Linked DNA regions of Homo sapiens: region 1 is linked to region 2. A link is a contact called in ENCODE Hi-C or POLR2A ChIA-PET data. All regions are on one chromosome and are shown on one strand. The core of a region is the stretch at or near the end of the contact, and the rest is flanking DNA. Distances in the headings are between cores, read along the strand shown.

The links. Hi-C counts contacts between places; a loop is a spot of excess contacts on that map. ChIA-PET counts read pairs that join two places held with the same protein, here RNA polymerase II (POLR2A). Pooled maps may share reads with other maps.
Region 1: a pooled map shows a loop between it and region 2 (3-fold over the local background). The contact joins two enhancer-like sites. A Hi-C loop is called at or near these places in 1 of 50 pooled maps. POLR2A ChIA-PET finds 5 or more read pairs at or near these places in 2 of 52 experiments (HCT116 and activated CD4-positive, alpha-beta T cell).

The regions. Positions count from the first base shown.
Region 1 is chr22:39,772,747-39,775,601 of GRCh38, forward strand. All of the region lies in intron 5 of ENTHD1 (ENTH domain containing 1), which reads right to left. Among named protein-coding and RNA genes, the nearest start is that of ENTHD1, 120 kb to the right of the region's middle. Within about 2 kb of position 1,310, at least 3 of the 41 ENCODE cell types and tissues checked have a DNase peak (open chromatin) inside an H3K27ac peak, as active enhancers do.
Region 2 is chr22:39,386,870-39,389,603 of GRCh38, forward strand. No RefSeq gene overlaps it. Among named protein-coding and RNA genes, the nearest start is that of TAB1, 12 kb to the right of the region's middle. Within about 2 kb of position 1,467, at least 13 of the 41 ENCODE cell types and tissues checked have a DNase peak (open chromatin) inside an H3K27ac peak, as active enhancers do.

The DNA.
Region 1 (2,855 bases), core at 60-2,559, 390 kb after region 2:
AAACAAAATTGCAAATGGGTTGAAAGTAAATGCTTTATAAAGATATACCATGGAACGATAAGTATAAGAAAGCTGAGTGGCTATAATAATATCAGATAAAATACACTTTGAGACCATGGTATTAGTAGAGATAAAAAGGGATATTTCATAATGACAAAAGGGCCAATCATCTGGAAGACACAAACATAAATGTATATATGCCTAAGAACAGTGCTTTCAAATACATGAAGCAAAATCTGACGGAATTAAAGAACTAGCTAGGCGCAGTGGCTTATGCCTGTAATCCCAGCATTTTGGGAGGCCAAAGCAGGTGGATCTCTTGAGCCCAGGAATTTGAGAACAGCCTGGGCAACATAGTGAGACCTCATCTCAAAAAAAAAAAAAAAAAAAAAAAAAAAAAGAACCTCAAGAATTAAAGAACTGGCCAAATCCAACTAAGTCATATTTAGAGAGTTTAACATCCTTTGCTCAGTGATTGATAAAACAAGTAGACAAAATATCAGCGGGGATCTAGAAGACTTAACATCAACCACCTTGACCTAACAGACATTTATAAAGCTCCTATGGCAGAAAACACATTTTCTTTGCAAGCGTGCAGGTACACATGGTCTATTCACTGAGATGGTCCATGTGCTGGACCATAAACCAAGTCTCAATAAGCTTTAAAAGCCCAAAGCCTTCTATTAGGTTCTCTGGACACAATGGAATTGAATGTAGAAATAACAATGTACTTAGAAGAAACTCCTAAATATTTGGAAATTTAGAAAACATACTTCAAATACCCATGGGTCAAAAAAGAAATTTATACATTTTAAGCATGTACAGTTTATTGAATGGTAATTATACCTCAATAAAGCTGCTAACCTCATAGCTGGTGTATTTTTTGGTTTCCTGACCAGATTCTGACAGATATAATGCTTTAGGAAAATTATTGCTGTATCATTCATTGCAATTCTCTGGGGTTGGGAGATAATAGAAATAAGAAAACCAGGAGACCAATGAAATAATTCAGATTGTAAGGTTAATTTAATACCAAAACAAGTACTAAGCAACTACAAATTTAGGCATTGCTTTAGGTTTAGAGGTATAAAGATGTGTAAGAGATTCAAACAAATGATGTCTGAACCAAGCTAAAAGCATGAGAAAAAAGTCAAGAGAAGAAGGACACAAAAATTTCCAAGTAAAGGGAACAATTTCAGCAAAGAAATGAAGGCTGTACACAATGTGCTGTGTGGTAGTGGCAGGGCAGGTACAAAGCATTCAGCGTTACGAGTGCACAGTGCACACAGAGAGCAGAGGAGCTCAATCTAGAGACATAGACAGAACCAGGGCTGGCAGACGTCTTGACAGACAGGATTGATGAGAAAGAATGAAACTGAAATCTTAAGACCATTTCTTTGAAACTCATTCCTCTTCAGATGCCTCCAACGAACTTTGCTGGCTCTCCTCCTATCTGTCTAGGCAATCTTCTCAACATTCTTCCTGGCCCTGTTTCCTGTGAAATGTAAACAGTCTGTCCTTGACTTTCCTCTTCTGCCTTTACAATCTCCCAGGATGATGTCATCTATTATTATACTTACACTAGATCTAGATGGTCACCTGTGGGCAAGTAATTCACACATATTAATCCTGAACCCTGACCTCTGCTGATTTTTAGCCCTAAATATCTACCTATTTCTGTGTTCAGGGAGGTCTTATCATCCTCCAGCCTCCTCATCCTTGGGTGTTTGCTTTACCTCTGTTAATATGACCATCAGCTTCCCAGTCACTCAGGTTATTTTGGAACTATGGTTGTTACCACAACTTCTAAGAGGTCTCTCCAGCTTACCCCCTCAGTCCACTCTACACAGCCCAGCCAGAGTGACCTTTCTAAAATGAAAGTTAGATGTTATTTCTCCCCAATACTTCTTCAAATTATTTAACATGGTTTACAAGGCTCTGCATAAATTAGTCCCCATTTACCTCTCTTGCCTCATCTTGTGCTACTATTCTAAAGCTGTATGATCCAGCTATACTTCTTTCAGTCTTCAAATTCTATGCTCCCTCTCAGCACTAAGCCTTCACCCGTGCTGATATTTTTGTCTGAAATGTTCCTCGTCTCTTTATATCGAACTGATTTTCAGCTTCCAGATTCACGTCCCTTAAAAAAACATACATTTCCATGCCTCTGTGTTTTTGCTCATGCTGTTCCCTCAGCCTAGAATATCCTCTTCCTCACCCTTCTTCTCCATCAAAAATGGTTTCATTCTTCAAGGTCTCATTCAAACACAACCTCCTTAGTGAAATATTTTATCCTTCACGTTAAAATGAATCCATTTTCTCTGCTATTACATAGTACAATGTGAATACTCACATTTTTCATTGATTTCATTATTTCAAATATTATTCATTCATTTGACAAATACTAAGTACAAGGATGTCTTAGACACTTTTATAAGCTCTGGAAATACAGGGGTAAACAAATTTATTATTTATAACTTCTTATATGTTTATAGAACTGTCACCTATAGGGTACTGCAAACCCCTCAGGTCACAGATCCTATTCAACTTGTTTAACCCATAGGCAACTAGCAGAGTATACCTGTATTCACTTGATAAGTGTGTGTTCAATGAATCATAAGCTGGATGATTTGGTCATTAAAAGACTCAACTGTAGAGAAAGGAGAGGTCTTTATTTAGTCCCTTTGATCCCAGAGATCAAGTGACTTGCTCGGGATCACACAATGATTAAAGAGCAGAACTAGAACTAGAATCCCAGATTCCCAAATCCCAAATCAATGTTATTTACTAGGGGAATAAAAGAAGGAACAAAAAAAGTATGGGAGAATCAGCTGCACCAGGTTTTTCTTTACTAA
Region 2 (2,734 bases), core at 217-2,716:
CTCTAGTCCCAGCTACTCTGGAGGCTGAGGCAGGAGAATCGCTTGAACTCGAGAGGCAGAGGTTGCAGTGAGCCAAGATCACGCCACTGCACTCCAGCCTGGCGACGGAGTGAGACTCCGTCTCAAAAAAAAAAAATTAAATATAGTTGCCCCGAGCCGGCAAAAAATTTACCCAGAGCCTGTAAAGTACCAGAAACTTGCTAGGCGCTAGGAGTTCAACACCAAAGGAGGTAGACAGTGCCCTCTTGGAGATGATCACGCAGTGGGGGAAATGCTGTTAACTAAACATGCAAGCAAAAATATCAACTGTGCTAAGTGCTGGAGTGGGTTGGAAAGAATATGCGATGCAATTTAGATCACCCTGACTAAATCAACCACCACCGGTCGAGCAGGTGACCCTCGACTCAAGCGCTCTCCATGAGCAGGGTTTGGACGTGAGCGGGTGGGCTGGTGAGTTATCCAAGCTGGTGAGTTCTGCAGGGAGGACCCAGGACTCAGGGGTCCCCGGCTGGGAAAGAGCTTGGAAGTGGTGGAAGGCAGGTGCAGTGGACGCACAGAAGGGAGAGAGAGGAGAATGAGGAAGGACAGGCCAGAAGGTGCTCATGGATCCCACAGTGTAGGGCCTGGAGGCCTCTGTAAAGCCATGAAGGGTGGGTGACCACAACAGTGCATGCTCTCAAAAGACCACTCTGCTGGTTAGATGGTAGTCAAGAGACAGGTCACCATGACCGTGAGAGAATGGAGAAGTCCAGATGTATTTGAAGAAGGCACAGATCTGCAAATGAACCGAGGCCGGGCACGGTGGCTCACGCCTATAATCTTAACACTTTGGGAGGCCGAGGCAGGAGGATCACTTGAGGTCAGGAATTTGAGACCAGCCTGGCCAACATGGTGAAACCCCGTCTCTACTAAAAAAATACAAAAATTAGGCCGGGTGTGGTGGCTCACGTCTATAATCCCAGCACTTTGGGAGGCCGAGGCAGGCGGATCACCTGAGGTCGGGAGTTCGAGACCAGCCTGACCAACATGGAGAAACCCTGTCTCTACTAAAAATACAAAAATTAGCCGGGCGTGGTGGTGCATGCCTGTAATCCCAGCTACTCAGGAGGCTGAGGCAGGAGAATAGCTTGAACCAGGGAGGTGGAGGTTGTGGTGAGCCAAGATGGCGCCATTGCACTCCAGACTGGGCAACAAGAGCGAAACTCTGTTTCCAAAAAAAAAAAAAAAAAAAAGCAAAAATTAGCCGGGTGTGGTGGTGGGCGCCTGTAGTCCCAGCTACTTGGGAGGCCGAGGCAGAAGAATCGCTTGAACCCAGGAGGAAGAGGTTGCAGTGAGCTGAGATCGCACAACTACACTCCAGCCTGCGACAGAGAGAGACTCTGTCTCAAAAAAAAAAAAAAAAAAAAAAAAATCCCACCAGAAAAGGCTCTGGAGCCCAGGCCGGGTGGGAGGAGCAAGTGGGCGTGGCCTGGGCATGGCCCGTCGGTCAAGGTACTGGCCCTGCCCACGCCCGGGAGAGGGGCGGGCGAGAGAGATGCTAAGCCAATCGGATTGCGGTCATCGGGGGCGAGCGGAGTCTGCAAGAGGTCCGAGGAGTAGCGGGTGCCGAGGGAAGGAGCGCGGCGGGGCGGGTGAGGGATCCCGGGGCTCCGTTCCAGGACACCCAGGTTCTGACCCCGTTTAGGAGTGCGGAGGGCAGGGGCTGCCTGCAACCCAAGGAGCCCGAGCTACCCTGAAGGCCGACCCTGAGGCCGCTGCTCAGCGAGAGGAGCCGACCCTTGGGGGACAGCGGGGTCGGGTTCCAAGCCGGGGCTGCTGGGGCTGGTCAGGCCGCCCGCCCTGCTTGACCCCTCTCACCTGATGGCTCCCTTCTCCAATCTTCAAGAAGGTGAAACGTCACTGTGGTCCGCAGAGGGCAGGCCGCGTGTGCGGAGTCGCTGTCATCCCTTAGTGGCCACGCCCGCCTCCCTGTCCACTTCCCGTCTTCGTCGTTGCGGTTCAGGTGTTCGCTCCACTCTGCGGCACCAAAGGCCCGTCACGTGCTTCCCCTGCCCAGACACCCCAAACACCGAAACTGTCATCCGAAGGCCCCGCACCTGCCGCCTGTCGGATGCTGAAGAACGAATCCCAGGTGGAGAGGACAGCACCCCAAAAGGGATGGGGGATGGATTGGGGCGTCTGAGCCCCGTGGAGTATGTCAGCCTTTCAGAGCGACCCGCTCCACGCTGCGATGTGGTCCTTAAGAAGTTAGGGCCGGGCACGGCGCCTCACGCTGTAATCCCAGCACTTTGGGAGCCAAGGTGGGCGGATCATCTGAGGTCAGGAGTTCGAGACCAACCTGGCCAACATGGTAAAACCCCAACTCTACTAGAAATACAAAAATTAGCTGGGTGTGGTGGCAGGCGCCTGTAATCCCAGCTAGTCGGGAGTCTGAGGCAGGAGAATTGCTTGAACCCGGGAGGCGGAGGTTGCAGTGAGCGGAGATGGAACACCCCTGCACTCCAGCCTGGGTGACAGAGAACGACTCCGTCTCAAAAAAAAAAAAAAAGTTAGGGCCGGTCGTGGTGGCTCACGCCTGTAAGCGAGGCCAAAGCTCCAGAACAGCATCTCTACTAAAAATACAAAAATTATTCGGGCGTGGTGGTGGGTGCCTGTAATCTCAGCTACTCGGGAGTCTGAGGCAGGAGAATCGCCCGTGAACCCAGGAGGGGTAGGTTGCAGTGAGCAGAGAGCA